Linked DNA regions of Homo sapiens: region 2 is linked to region 1. Evidence: chromatin loops called from intact Hi-C (ENCODE). Cell type or tissue: A673. All regions are shown on one strand.

The links. Hi-C counts contacts between places; a loop is a spot of excess contacts. Peaks named below come from ENCODE experiments on the same cell type or tissue, not always from the same donor. Only the 100,000 strongest peaks of a DNase experiment are listed, where the experiment ranks them.
Region 2: a loop joins it to region 1, with 4 times the contacts of the local background. A loop is called at or near these places in 2 of 110 quality-filtered maps.

What each region holds. Positions count from the first base shown.
Region 1 is chr4:107,033,914-107,041,913 of GRCh38, forward strand. DKK2 (dickkopf Wnt signaling pathway inhibitor 2) reads right to left here and starts at 2,400. Exons shown (of 4, transcript NM_014421.3): 1 at 1,457-2,400. The coding sequence starts at 1,678. In A673, CTCF peaks have their summits at 526 (motif pointing left) and 3,393 (motif pointing right); DNase peaks (open chromatin) are centred at 538, 1,948, 2,438, 3,438 and 3 weaker places; H3K4me3 peaks cover 3,996 bases; H3K27ac peaks cover 4,046 bases.
Region 2 is chr4:107,387,394-107,395,393 of GRCh38, forward strand. No RefSeq gene overlaps it. Among named protein-coding and RNA genes, the nearest start is that of PAPSS1, 330 kb to the right of the region's middle. In A673, no CTCF peak of the experiment used is centred here; DNase peaks (open chromatin) are centred at 4,028 and 5,778; H3K27ac peaks cover 5,575 bases.

The DNA.
Region 1 (8,000 bases):
GTGCACGTGTGTGAGGATGTGCAACGGTTATGTTTGCCTGAACGTATATGTACTTTCTTATTTTTCCTGAGACCTTAAAAAAAATCTGATTGCTGATTTTGTAATCCCTTGAAAGGATAGCTGAAACGGTTCACACTTCAAAGCTCTGGGAAGAGTTCTGGAACTGCAAAACTAGCAAAACTGCAAAATTGTCCCCGTGAGAGGGCAGTAGGGGGCCAAGCCCGGGTCTTGTCTCTCTGTCCATCCCAGAATGGCTCGGCCCTCTCAACCAACCTTCAGCCGGCTGGCTGCGCTGTGGACAGGGGCGGCGGAGGACACCGAGAGCGCGCAAAACAGCAGCATCAGTCGGTTCCAAGGAAACTCGGATCTCTGGGGCGTGGGCCGCTGCCAGGGGTTGACACTTGTGTTGTGCGAGGTGCGTGTGCCATTGGTAAAATGGCTTTCTCAGTTTTGGCTTCCCACAAAAGGAGCGGAAGGGGGAGCTGTCATGATTCCCAGTGCCCACAGAGCCCCCTCTCCTGGCCACAGCGCGCCAGCCACAACTGGTACCGAGTGTGCGCGCTCGTCTCTGTGCGTGTCTATTTGTATAACAGTTTGCAAGTGGCTTTCAATCTATCTGTCTGTATGACAGAGACAGAGGCGCCTGCGGAAAGTTCCCTCTCTCAAAAACGCCTTCAGTGTCCTGCTGTATCGCTGGCGCCTACGACGCTGTCATTGTCATCTCATCATTTTGCTTCCTTCCGGGTGATTTATGTACAATTCTGCGTGAGTGAGAAATGCGCGTCTACTGGAGTTGTTTTGTCTGTGACCTTACTTCTTTGAAGAGAGTAAGTGGTTGGAAGGGAAGGAGACCCTGAAAAGGAGTAATGTCCCCTCCAGATTGTAAAATATAATGGTTAAACGCCCAGTATCTCAATGTCTAGACTGAAATCCCTCTCTGCCACTTATACTAGCTGTGTGCCTTGGGCAAATCGTTAATCAATCCGTGCCTCAATTACTTCATTAGCAGAATGGGAAAGCAACAGCATCTAGCTCACAGAGTTGTGAAGATTAAATGAGTGAATATGTAAAACGCTTAGAACTGTGCCTGGCACGTTATTAGGTGCTATAGGTTAAATGCTATTAACATCTTCATCAGTTGCATCACAGTGTTAAATGGAAGGACCATCCTGACCACTTTCTCCACAGGAAAGCACTAGATCTTGATATGTGCCCACGCCCCAGAGCAAAGGCGAGACAGAATCCTAACCCTTTGACTCCGTGCAGTGCAGGACCAGCAGCCACCCAGACACCCCCCGCCCACGCAGACCCTGTTCGGTGAATCCCTCCCCAGCCGCCTGTTCTCTGTATCTGGGGCCACGCTCCGAATGTTGCAAGATGCAATGGCAAACCGCTAGCCCAAGAGAGCTGGCCCCTGCCTCTTCTGTCTGAAGAATGTGTTTGGGGGTTTTCCTACCTGCCCCAGGTTTTTGCCCTTCTTACTGCCGCCGAATGCCAGTCCTTGGTACATGCCCGCAGATCGATTGGCGGCCTGACCAGGCGTCTCCCCGCCCAGAGAGGACTTGATGGAGTTGAGTTTGGCCCGCGAACTGCCGATCTGTGAGCTCTCCACCATCAGCACCGCGGCCAGTAGGAGCAGGCAGCAGGACGAATCCTTGCTCCGCATCAACGCGGCCATCTCCCGGCGAGGGGGTCCCCAGGAAGACGCAAAGCCCGGAGGGGTGGGAATGCAAAGGGAGGGAGGACCCCAACACGGGGCCCCTCACTTGGGTCGCGGGGGCTTGCAGATTGTGTTCCCTCAACCCTTCCTGGTTCGGGGACCCAGGACCCTATGAACTCAGTCTCACGCCTCAGGACAGAAATTAGCGGAACCCAAGCGAGACCCGCTTCTCCACCAGGACAGGAAGTTCTGCAATAACTGGAAGCAATCAAATGCGAGGCGCTTTCTCGCCAAGGAGGCGTGACCCAAGGTGCAAGAAAACCCAGCCCTGTGGATCGCACCGCTTCCGTTCCTTCTTGCCCCGCACCTCCTTGGTCCCGCCGGGATCTCGGCGGTTTAACTCTCCTCTTAATTGATCAGGAGGCCCGCATCAGCTCCTTCTCCTTCAACTCAGTTGCTTTTCTCTCCTCTCTTTTCCTATCCTTTATGTGTCAAACTTTGCAGGACACAGTGCTCCTTTTCAAAGTTAGCAGGCGCTTTAGTAGGGGATCAGGAGACGTCCCCGGACCGAATCCTCGAGATCTGAAGAGAATCGAGGTCCCCCACACGCGCACTCACAGTTGCCCCGAAGCGTTGTCCCCTGACTCACAAGAGACAGCGAATCGCTGCCAGCGCAGCGATGCCTAGGGAGCGGACTTGCGCTACGCTCGCCGCGGGCTCCCGCTTTCTCTCTCTCTGCTCTCTCCCCAGTCCTCTTTGCTTTTTATAGCTTCCCACAGTGAGGACTTTTTTTTTTTTTTTACCTCCGCCCCCAATTCAAGAGTGACAAAGAGTGAAAATTTTTCTCTCACTCCCCACCGCTTCCGCCCCCCTCCTCTCTGCGTGCTGCTTCTGCTTCTGCGGCTTTCACTCCAGCTTTTCCTCCTCCTCATCCTCCCGCTCTGTCTCCACCCACAACTACTGGAAAAGGGGGATCTAGCTTTTCCATGAGGTGAATGGAACATAGGGGCTCCTAATTCCTGACAACAACTCCAGCGGTTGGAGGGGTCTTTGGAAACTGGCAGAGACCAAAGGTGGAAACGGAGTGGGGCAAGCTGACACCACTTGATCGCTGCCACCCTTTCTTAGATCTTCCCACCCATCTTCAGCCCCTGACTCCGCGAGGAGAGCTGGAAAAGCCCTATGGAAGCTTTAGAGAAGTGAGCATCTGCGCATCTGCTCATTAGTATTGTGTTCTTTGTGAGCTCACGTTTGGTTTTAGACTGTGCCTCCCAGGGAGTGTGTGAAGCTGGAGCCACATAGGTGCGCCAGGGGGTGGCCAATGATCCGGATAGAGGGTCTGGAAGGAAAGGGGCAGACCAAAGAGGGGAAAAGATGAGCCTGTTCGATTTGGGTCTTTTTAGTCTCCTCCTTCGGAACCCCGGGCCCCGCCGCACTCGTAGAATATGTCTATGTCTCTGAGGGACTGGGAAGAAGGGGATGCTCTGGGTACGCTCCAAGGGTTTGGACCTCACAGCTCGAATGAGCATCTTTACCATGCCAGGCAACTGCTCTTTTTGCGAATAGGAAATCCCAGATAGGAATGAACGGGGGCAGGGAGCCTTTGAGATCCTGTCTTCCTTGGCTTCCTGCCTTCTAGCCCCAGTGAATTACAAGAGAAGCCATTCCTGTCAGCCCCCGGGTCTCTCCAGGTCCAATTCCCTTCGGCCGAAGGTCGAAGGCTGCTCCGGGAACGACTGGGACGCGCTGGCGCTTGGGGGCGCCAGTGGCAGCCGTTCAGCGAGCCACGGAATTGCTGCAGGAGACAAGCGCTGAGTTCGGTGATGTCTGGTGGCCAAGTGCGAGACTTTCCAAGCAAAGCAAGGGATTGTTCGAAAGTTATTGCATTTCTGCTTCGCAGACACTAATGTCCAGGAGCAGAGAAATCCAAGCATTGAGCCACAACTTGAAGTTAGAAGGCAGCTAGCCGCCAGGGGAGGATACAAGCAGCATCCTCTTCAGAATTTTTGGACCTAGATTTCACAGCTTTCACACCTGATCCTGGCGCATGTCCATGAGTACGAATTAAACTTGTCGCTAAGTGAGAACGTTGGTGACTCTTATTTTCCCCCAAAACAACGCAGAGTTCTAAAGTGTGGATTTAGAGCTATTTTCTCCCAGACAGCTCCAGTTTTGCAAATTTCTCAGTCCTGACCTATGAGTCTGTCTGCCCTGAAATTCTTCATTTTCAGATTTTTTTTTTAATACACAAGGAAACGGGGATTAAAATATGCACCCTCTGGCATGTGTTCTTATCTTTTGAATTTCCTTTCTTTAAGGTAGAGATTTTTCACATTTTAGTGTGTGGGGTTTTTTTTCCACTTTTTAAAAATATGCCAGGAATAACAATATGGGTGACCCCTGAAGGACATCATACTAAGTGAACTCGACCAATCACAGAAAGACAAATCCACTTATAGGAGGTACCTAAAATAGTTAAATGCATAGAATCAAAGGTTGGAATGATGGTTACCAGGAATTGGAAGGAGAGGAGAATGGGGAGTTACTATATCAATGATCATAAAGTTTCAGTTAACTAAGATGAATAAACTCTAGAGATTTGTCATATGGTATTGTACCTATAGCCAACAATAATGCATTGTATTTTTAAAAACTTATTGAGAAGGTAGATCTCATGCTATATAGATATAAATTTTATATGTGTGTGACTTTATATACATGTATAATATATATATGTATTTATACATATAACATGATTGTAGTAAGAACATTTAACATCTATATATGCCCAGTAATAAATTTGTAAGTTTATAAAGTTAAGTGAGGCATTCTAGGCACTAATAAAAGGCAAGGAAATGGGTCGTTACTCTATAAATAAGTACTTAACGATTCCAAGCTTAGACTTTACAGAAGAGTATATCTTTTGCCTTCATTCTGATTTGCCAATCAGAAAGCATGACAGAAATTGAGAAACTTAAGTTAGGAGTATACTGGTTTAAATATTTTTGAAAAGTAGCTTAGAGCAAAAGGAAAAGATAGAAGCTAAACATGTAGGCAACAGATCACTCTACATTCACTTGGAAGGGTGTAGACTTTGACCATATGTTGAAGAACAAACCCAAATGAACCATGAGAAAATGTGAAGATGCTTTGCCTATTTCTGTCACTTCCTTCTTTCTTTACCTCTAAATAAAATAATATCCCACATACACAGGCCTAACTTTACTCACATGTACTGCTAAACAGAAAACATATATCAAGCACAACACATTTACTCTCAGCTCTGAGTACCATCCTAAACACATTATCTCAGAGGCTTATTCAAACCCCGCAAGTTCCAAAAGCAATTTTTTACAAATACAGTTAAATTAAAAGTCGACATAAAATCTACTTACACAAACATTCTTCCATATAGAACAAAATCAGACATATAGAATCAAAAGCTAAAACATACACAATTACGCCTTAGGCTAAAAAGCAGTCAAAAACTAATTTCATTCATGACCCAAATGCTTTGTGTAAATTTTTTTTGACAGACAGAAACAAACATACATGACCCATATGTTGACAAGTAGATATGCACACACAAAATCAACTAACTGTAAATAAACATAATCCTGTGGATTACTGTCATGGCCCCATATGTGTTTTTCCTGTGTGTGTTTTCCTAAGTGTAAAGACAAAAGCTTCATATTTTACTTGGGAAAGTAGATTTTTATGCCATTTGCAATAATATAATTAGAGAGTAGATATTTAAAAACAAGACTGTACAAAAGCAGGATGTACAACCTTCCTGTCCAGAAGAAAGTGCCTTAATGGACATTTTTTCCTTTGGCCATACATTCCCTCTTATCTTTGCTCCTCTAGCTGTGGGGCCATTTTGGTTCCATAGAAAAGCCACTACTTTCTCAGCAGTTGTTTCTGGATCCTGGATTCCTTCTGAATACTTAATCCCAAAGGTAAGTTAAGTATATAACTTGTTACCTTAGTCTTGTTTACTGAAGCTTACTAATTTTCATCCCATTACCTCTCTCCCTGCATTAGTGAATATTTCCTACAATAGCCTTTTTAGCAGTTGTTCATGCATTCCCCGTACGTGAAGCAAGTATGGGGCCCTGAGGACACAGAGGTGAATGAATGGGGGTCTTGCCTCTAAAGGGGCTTGGAGCTCTGTAGACACCTTAATATACTAAAATCTGCTCCTAGCCCCTCTCAGAAGTTGCTGCTGTGAGCCTTTATTCTCATCCACTGCTGAATTATGCCAGTCTCAGAGTTCAATCTGTCACAGGATAGCTGCAACTTGAATTCAAGCCAAGCTGGCTTGAATTCATGTGACTATGGGAATATAAGTGATCAGATATGTCCCCCAGAGTTCTTTTTTTCCTTCAGAATTAAATGCACATTTTAATGGTGTACATAGAGACAATACTTCTACATTTGTCGTTGAACCCAAAGAAATGACCCTAGTGATGGTCATGTTAGGTCAATAAGAACAGAATAGCAAACCTGGGAAGTAAGATTGTCTTTGGTAGGTCCCACAGGACCGCAAAGCATCTTGCACACACAGAATAGACATGAAAATCTTTAATGTATGGTTGAAACTTGATGGATGTTAAGGATCTGAAAAATAAGGTTATATGGGTTTTCCCTCTCCATAGTAAACCAAGCTACCTGGCTCTGTAGCCTAGTAATACTCATACTTTGAGAGTTTTATGTTTCTCCTCTGCCTAAGAACAACAGTCTTATGTGTTGCTGCAAATTAATTCTAAATACCTGGTAACAAATGTAAGCTTGCATTGATATTGTGAAAATTTTTTGTGTTTCTTGATGGGAATAATTTTCATACCAGATATGAAAAAATTGCATCTCCTATTTGATCCCTGCATTAGTTTCAGTTGTTGATGCTATCTTGATAAGGTCTCATGGACAACAGGACCAGCTAATAAAAAAGATCTCATCACCTACATTTGATTCACTAGCTATGCTTACAAAAACATGCACAAGTGAAATGGGTCAGAAGATTTCACAGTAAATCAATCTGAAACAATTGCTCAGCCAACGGCTTCTTTTTCGAACCTTAACGAGTTAGTCATCTTATCCATACTTCACCTGCCACTTAAATGAAAGAGGATTACTGAACAGATATTACCCCTTGAGCCTGAACCCAAACAATAAAAAAAATGCAAATAACATAATCTGAAACTCAGGCAGATAAAAACTTCTGCTGAGCCTTGTGCATATATGTGACCATAGATGGAGGTGGAATTAGAAAAAGTCATCAAATGTTTAATAAGAAACATTTTCCTTTACGATATAAAATTTTTGTTAGTTCTGTACAATGCATATCCTTTTTGGTAAGTTCTCACTGCTGAGTTCTGGCAGGTTTTTTCAAGATTCAGCTTTTGAATCAGTACTAAAGTACCAAGTAATACTTGGCAGTGAAAGAATCATATGTTTAATTCTTGAGTGAGGTTCAATTCCAAGGAATCTCATCTTGATGAGCAACAAAACAAACAACATTTAGATAATCTGGACCAGTGATTTTCAGACTCTGTTCCTTTCGGGTCTCTAGGGTTCTGCAGTGGTCTCAAAGTAAGTTGAGAACTGTGCTAATTTTTATAATATTTCAGAGGAGAGGTGTCCAGCTCTTGGATCAAAGATAAATTTTAAGTGCCTGTTTTTGTTATTGTTTTATTGGACAAAATACTCTGTGAGCCGTCAACCCACCAAATACATGATGGATTGATTTCTACCCTGTTAGTATTACAGACAATTTCCAAAATGAACATTACTCAAATGGGGAAACTATTAAAAATATGGCAATTTATTTAGTCAGAAATGATTTGGTCATTTAAAGTAGGGAACATTAAAAATGAAAAGGCAGGGTAGCTAATCCATTCATTGTACAATGTGTTTATTCCTGATCAATTATCTGAACCTATGATTAATGAATATGGCAAAACTTTAACTATACTCTTACCACACATAAAATAAACTGTGGTGCAGACTAAAAATAATGGAAAAACTACTTGCAAATAATAAAGACATAGATTCTCAAGAGGCAACTCAAAAATCTGTCTTTGAAACATAACTGGGCTTGGTAACAGAAAATGAAAAATGTGCTTAGTTTATCTTTGGAAGATTCATTTGTAATAGATCCTACTTTTTGATGCTCTAGGTATAAATCATAATACCTAGGCTCAAAAATAGTTTGGGATATAAGAAAGTCAAGACACTATGCTGCAGTCAGCTTAAGGAATTTTATAGGTAACTGGCTTAGAATATACAGCAATAATAAAAGTAATAATAATAGTCAGATTTATTGAATGCCTTACATGTG
Region 2 (8,000 bases), 350 kb after region 1:
TTTAAGGCCCAAAGTCAAATAACTGCCAGATTTGAATCTACGTTCTTCTGGTGGTTAACTGTAAATAAAAATGTGAATTGGATAAATTACATTTACTACAATCAACAACAATTTATTAATTATACTAGAGATGTTATTAAAGGGATAGCTGAACAATTAGGACCCACCAGCCAAATGGCCTGGGAAAATAGAATAGCATTAAACGTGATACTAGCAAAGGAGGGTGGAGTTTGTGTCATGATCGGGACCCAATACTGTACTTATATCCCTAATAATACTGCTCCTGGTGGGACCATAACTAAAGCATTACAAGGTCTTACTGCCTTATCAAGGGAGCTAGCCAAAAATTCTGGACTAAAAGATCCCTTCACAAATTTAATGGGAAATTGGTTCGGTAGATGAAAGGGATTTATGTCCTCAATCCTCATCTCTCTGGCCATCAGAATAGGGTTGCTTATTCTTGTAGGATGCTGTATTATACCCTGTGCCTGAGGATTAATACAAAGACTTATTGAAACAGCTCTCACTAAAACCTCTTATGATCCTCCTCCCCCTCATTCAAATGAGCTTTTCCTTCTAGAAGACCAAGTAGAACAATGGAGCCAAATTATGCTAAAAAGATTTGTAGAGAAAGAGTTATAAAAAGAAGAAGGGGAAAGCTGTGGGATATGGTGCGGTTTCTCTTCAAATAGCCTGATCGATCATTTATTCTTTAATACATAGTGCCCCCCCCCAACCCCATTTTCCTTTTTCTCTTTTTCTCCTTTCTGCCTTTGCTACATGCCCGGGGACGTCACAGTACCAGGCTTATCAGTACCAGCTCACATTCCTTTCCTTTTTTGGAAAGAAGACTAGCTCTCTAGCTCATTGCAGACACCCCTTCCCCTTTTCCCCTCTCTCCCTTACGTGCCCACCTTATCTAAAGAAAGTTCAAATGTCTAGCCAACGGGGATTAGTTCAGATTATGTGACCCGGCCACAGCCAATGGGGAAAGGGTACAGGGGCAGGACTTGCATCAGGAATAAAGGCTCTTGTGCCTCTTTGTTCAGGTGTGCTCTCATGGCGACTGGGCAAGGAGAAGCACCCCTCTGTGCAGAAGTAAAATTGCTTTGCTAAGAATCCTTTGTTTGAGTGTTCAATCTCCTTAGGATTTTGAGCATTATTCCCAACACCAATGAAGAAAAGAGTTTTAAAAATAATGTTCGTAAAGGATTAATGACCTGGAAAATAGATAGTTGGGAAAGAAAATAAACATTGACAAGCACATGTCTGTAGTGAAAAAGCACACCCTGCTACTTTCACCCCACATACAAACTGTGGATGCCAGCTCAGACCCACCTGCTGGGATTCACACCCTTGTGTAGTTCTCCCCACACGTAGCAGGGTTTTTTTGTATGAACAACAGCATACAGCAAAAGTGATGGTCCTGTCACTTCTCAGATTAGGGTATAAGAAACTGCAGCTTTCATCTTAAGTGTGTGCTTGTGCTCTCTCTCTCACTCTCTCTCATTTCATTTGCATAGGGGAGCCAACTGCCATGTCATAAGGACACTCAGGCAGTCCAGGAAGAGACCCACAGGGTTAAAAAAAAATACCATTTCTGACCAACAGCCAGGGCTTGGAATCAGATCCTCCCCTATTTGAATCTTCAGGGTAGCATGACTGTAGCTCAGGCTAACAGCTTCCTCTGACGAGAGACTGAGCCAAATCCACGCAGATCCTTCACACCCAACTCCTGCCCCATAGAAAGTGAGATAATCTGTGTTTGCTGTTTTAAGCTCTTAGGTTTCAGAGTTATTTGCTATATAGCAATAGATAACTAATACACATTCAGACACATACATCTAGGATTAACTCAAATATTTATTGACCACCTATGTATTCAATGATTGTAGCAAGATTTTTTTACCTAAAATTGTCCATATCATCTTCCTCAAGAATGTTAATTGCTTTTCCCATATATTTGGTGTTTTGCATGCATCATCTGTTTTCTGATAAACCCGTTTAACTGGAATAAGAACTCAGAAATAGACTTAAAGAGCGTGTATATATTCTGAAGAGTTTTTACTAACATTATCTGAGAGAAAATTATAGGCCTTAAAAAAGCATGGTTTGTTACAAATAAGTGATAGTTATAAGCCTCAGTGGACATCACAACGAACAGTGATTTTTGTGTTTTCTTAAAACTCTGGATGAACCATTAGAAAAATTCATCAATTCTGTAGTCATTTTTTTACAAGTCTTACATTTTGCCAATAAATAGATAACTATTTATGAACTTTTACTTTTCCTTTTCTTTTTTGCTGTAAAGAGACTGGACCACGGATGGTATGTAGATGAAGAAGATGCAATAGTGAAAAGTGTCACATATAGTTGATTCTATGAAATACTGCCAAGGAATGGTTGCTATGTTTTCTCACAGCTTTTTACAAAAAACGTGCAAGATAGAATTTTCTACTGAGATTTGAATTTAATCCTTAAAGCCTTAAAAACTTTCAAATAGAACTAAAAATCAACTCATCTTGGCTTAACTAAAAGTTTGAGGAGCACATAATATAGATTCTATATCTAGTTGGTGACTTTTAATGAATTAAAATGTGAAGAGACCATAAAAGCAAACAAAATTTCTTTGCCATCATCCAACATCTTACAAAGTCATGAAAACAAAGTTCTTCTGAGACAGGGAAAGGGTAAGCAAATTATTTTTCAAGTGTCTAACTCATCATTCAAATGTTTGGCAGCACCTTTCACTTATTGCAAAATTTGACTGGACCATTAAGCAAAGAGATATTTGTCCAATGGGGACCATCTGTTGGAAAGAGGAGAAAGAAAAGCAAGAACAGAGACACCACTAGAGATAGTAGAACAGTCATGTCCTTTGAGAAGTTCTTTTTGACTTTCTCACAGGGTCTTGATGTTCTCTTGTTCTGGAAAGCCTCACTACCTGCCTGCTCCCCAACCAGCTGTAAGCAGCTCATTCTATCATGTTTACTGTTAAGACTAAGTAAATAAAGGTCAATTTTCCAGCCCTCATAACCCAGTGGGTCAGACTTTAAAACTGTATGAATTCTATTTCTACAGGCCTAATAAATTTAGAGAATCATAAGATCCCCTGCAAAATACCTAAAAAATTGACTCTACACTTCCAGGAGCCTTTGTTTCTAAATTCTGTGTATGCAGTACTTGAGGGCAGAAAAGTAGACTTATCTGCTTTGTAATGACAAATCTACCTGATCTTAATTTGGGATAATAGGCTGCTTACAATTGTCTTTCTTATTATAAGCTATGTATCATCTCTTATTTCTTTAGCTTGTTTTTGCTCTTACTTTTTTAAAGTTATAATTCCCATGACCTTGGTAATGAGGAATGGGAGGATGAGGGGTTACTGCAGTAGAGTTTAAAATGCTAAGCTTTAAGATGTTAGGCCATAATATCCTTTGTGACAATACCGTGGGATGGCTTGCTGCCTTCAGATCCACATTTAGAACACTATTGAAGTACATAGAATTAGACCACCTATTTAAGAATAAATTAGTTTCTTCTACTATAGAATATGTCTATCAAAGAGGTTTATCTGGCCGAAACACCACATAAATGAAGATTTGATGAATACCAAGACAGCAAATAATAGATCATCCATTATCATATGCAAATACTAAAAGAAATGAAACCTCAAAACACCCAACCTAGTGCTTACCTAACACATGTTTATACTAAGCTTGTCACCACTGAGAAATACCTAAAGATCAAATCTTCAGCTCCTGGCAGTACTCAGCATGGTACCTTGTACATAATAGGTGCTCAATAGGTATTTGTGGAAGACGGGAGAGGGAGGGAGGGAAGGAGGGAGGGAGGGAGGAAGGAAGAAATGGAAGGAAGGAAGGAAGGAAGGAAGGAAGGAAGGAAGGAAGGAAGAGTTGGCAGCAAGGCACAATGCAGCTAACAACCACATAATACAACTAAAAGACAACTGATTCTATTAAGCTATTCAGTCCACCAGGCTCTATAAGGATTTATCGCCCCTCCCTCCTCCACCCCCAGGGATCTATAGAGGTCAATACAATGTGAATTTACTTAACTCTAAGACACACTGTCCCAGAACTATTTCACTTTTCAAAGTAAGTAATTATTCATTCCCTTATGTGGTGGAAGAGAGGTAAAGATGGGGGAATAAAAAGACAGGGCAAGGCTCATTTATTGACAAAGAAATACAGAGTCTCCTGTATTCTCTCACCTCAAATGCCTCCCAACTTTAGGCCAATCCTACAGGCAAAGGAGGTGGGAGCAAATGAGTTAGCTTGGTCACTTTTGGTGATTGTCAAAAAAAAAAAAAAAAAAAAAACCCTAAATATTTTCCCCAAATGTTTTGCAATCAGTAATACCCAACCACAACGTGCCAAGCCTTTTTTCTCTTAGTTCTTCAAACCCATGTGTATTCCAAGGCAAATGTAATCCATGTGTCTCTGATTTGTTTTCACTTAAATCATTATAAAAAGTTAAGCTTTTTCAAAGAATGTTCAACATCTCTTTTGTGTGTTCCTCATGATCCTCCTTTAGGATTCTAGTTAAGAAGGTAGCGTTTCGAAGAGATATGCAGACAGAACCCTGAATAATTGATCAGAACTTGGGACTTACCAATCTGTGCATGGATTTTTGTCTCTATGCAGGAAAACATGAATTTGTTCAAACACTGAGAATCAAAGGACAAGTAGAGTTCTTATAGAAAATTCACTAAATTGACCTATTTATTTACAATACCTTTTAGAGCTCTATAATTAGGCCTGGCTAATTTGGACTCCTCTTCGGGTACCTCTTTTAGACTACTCCAGTAAGGTACTTGAAGTAGTGCATGTAAGAAAAAACTTTCTTGGGGATATCTAGGAAAATGTAAAAGATGAGCAAGCAACTCAGGCACTAGAAGCATTAAGTTCATGATTTCTTTAGACAATGTTCTTTAATATGGTACAAGATAAGCACTCATCACATATGATAGCTTGCCTTATCATAACAATATAGTGAACTAAAGACTCTAAAGCCACGAGAAGCTCACTGTGAAGCTAAATTCATTAGGTTTCAGGGTGTGGACTTTGTTCCTCTAAATTAGGACCATTCTAAGCTAATTAGGGAAAGATATAGCCTGCCTTCTGCCATTCTCATTTTCTACTGCAGGCTCCTCTCAGTGGTGGTGGTGTGCTATGGGAAAGGGATACCTTCACAGTGAGTCTACGTGTTTAAAATAAATACTTATAAAAAGTATTGGAAAAGTTTATATTTCTTGTTCCAAATAGAGAATAACAAAGTAATAAAGCAAAACCTTTTTGACCGCATCTGCAGTTTAAAAAACAAAACAAAGAAACAAAAATAAAAAAGCTTAAAAGCTATTGCCTTGAAATCACCCAGAAAGGAGGCCAGCTCCTTCAAAGTGAAAGTGAACAAAGTGAACCTGACATTTGAGGAATAAGCACAGAACAAACAAACCAACAAAAAAGTAGGAGAAATGTGCTTCATCAGTGCTTATTTGCTCTAGTTTGTCATTTTATGCTCTCAACAATCCAGTACATTTATTCCATGGATCTAATCTCAAGTTGTGGCAGTCCCACTTTTATAAGGTAGCAACCTGACCTTTCTTTCCCTCCCTAGTCTGTGAGGATGTGGCACGTGAGCTCAGAAAGCCACAGTACAACCCAAGCAATGGCTACCCAGGAAGAGACACAGTGGGAGGATCTGCTGCACAGATCAGCAACCATCTGGATCGAGTCACTGGATGCTGGCATCTGATGCAAGGAGGAAGCTGCAGAGACATCTGGGACACCCTGTCATAAACCTAGTTTCTGACCCAGACTTGCAACACTGGACTCATTTCACTGGGGAAAAGGAAGGTCTTGATTTATTTTCAATTATGTTTATCCCTATCAGGAAAAGCCTCAGATACCCTTTTGCTTCTTTGGAGAAGCCCACAATTATGAGCCATAAAAGGCAAGTTATTTGTAATAAAACAAGACAGCACCACATATACCAGGGTTATTTGCCATTGCTGGATGTGGTTCAGATAAGGTCTAGCCAAATGTCCGGCTTAGTCTAGATACAGCCTGAAAGAAAACATTATTTTATTTGAACTTGACTATCATTTTGCCCTTGAAATTAAAGAAACTCAAATTCTATGGTCAGGAAATTGATTTTAACAAGACAAAATCTGTGTCCTTTAAAAAAAATGGAAAAGAACTCACAAAAGCCTATTCATGATTACTTGCACTAGCATCCTTTTTTTTTCTTAATGAAATTGATGCCTCTTCTAGTAAGCCTTGGTTCCAAGGATGTTCTTCAACTTTCCTTTTCTTCTCAGAGCTCTTTGTTCTTACAGCATGCCCATTGCCATTACTTCTCCCCATTCTATAGCGATTCATGCTGATTAACAGCAAATATATCAACAGATTCAGACTTGAACATCTTGTATCCACTCCTTAAGAAATTCATTTGTTCTCTTAGTTTTTTGGTATTATACCAGATCTATATTTCCAGAACCATGATTATTTTATCTCCAGTTTTATGGTTATCACTGATCCTTGTCAGTTATCACTGACATCACATTCTCATGCATACCTAAAAATTCAGTTAAATGGGCTGAACTCAATGGGGTGCAGTCAGAAAACAGTTTTATTTTTCTGCACTACCATTTTTGATTGCTCTCTGTAGAGGCACTTCAGACAAAGGAAGCAATACAGAGCAGTGGTGAAAAGTCCAGATTCAGGAGAAGTAAATCAGTCTCAATCTCAGCTCTGACAACACACACACACACACACACATACACATACACACACACAGGGATAGTTTACTCTTAAATAACATGAAGGTTAACAGTGCTGACCCCTCACACAAATAAAATTCCACATAGAAGTTTGACTCCTCGGAAATTTAACTACTAATAGCCTACAGTTGACGGGAAGTCTTATCAATAACATTAACAGTCAATTGACACATATTTTGTATATGTATTAAATACTATATTCTTAACAATAGAGAACATATTTTTAAGAAAAGCATAAGAAAGAGAAAATAGATTTACTATCCATTAAATGCAAGTGGATCATCATAAAGGCCTTCATCCTTGTCATCTTCACATTGAGTAGGCTGAGGAGGAGGAAGAGGAGGGGTTGGTCTTGCTGTTTTAGGGGTAGCAGAGGTGGAGGAAAATCTGCATATAAGTGAATCTGTGTAGTTCAAATCCATGTTGTTCAAGGGTCAACTATATACATATATAATTGGTTAATACATATGAATAGAATAATATATATACACAACATATATGAATAGAATATATATCAATACATAGATACATATCAATAATATACATGAACAGAATAATATATGTAATTTAAAATATATTAAATTATATTCCTTTGTCACTGATCAATTTCTAGTCTTTTTTTTACATAGCATGGAAATGGATGATGAGCTAACATTTGTACATACATGAGTATGGTTCAGAAGCTTTTTCTAAAATGTGGGGGTAGTCATCAAATACTGTCCTCAGGTCAGAACTTCAGATGAACTTCCAAGACAACAAAAAAGTCCCATCTATGGCTGGGTTTGGTGGCTCATGCCTGTAATTCCAGCACTTTGGGAGGCTGAGGTGGGTGGATCGTTAGAGCTCAGGAGTTCAAGACCAGCCTGAGCAACATGGCAAAACCCCTTCTCCACCAAAAATACAAAAAATTAGCTGGGTGTGGTGGGGCACACCTGTGGTCCTAGTTACTTGAGAGGCTGGGGTGAGAGTATCGCTTGAGCCTGTGAGGCAGAGGTTGCAGTGAGCTGAGTTTGCATCACTGCACTCCACCCTGGGTGACAGAGCGAGACCCTATCTCAATTAAAAAAAAAAAAAGAAAGAAAGTCCCATTTTACCCTGCTATATATTTATATATACATTAAACACCTAATAGAAAGCTTTAGGCATAGGAGGTACAAGACCTTGGTCCTCCAAGGATTCCATTTCTGATGGTTTG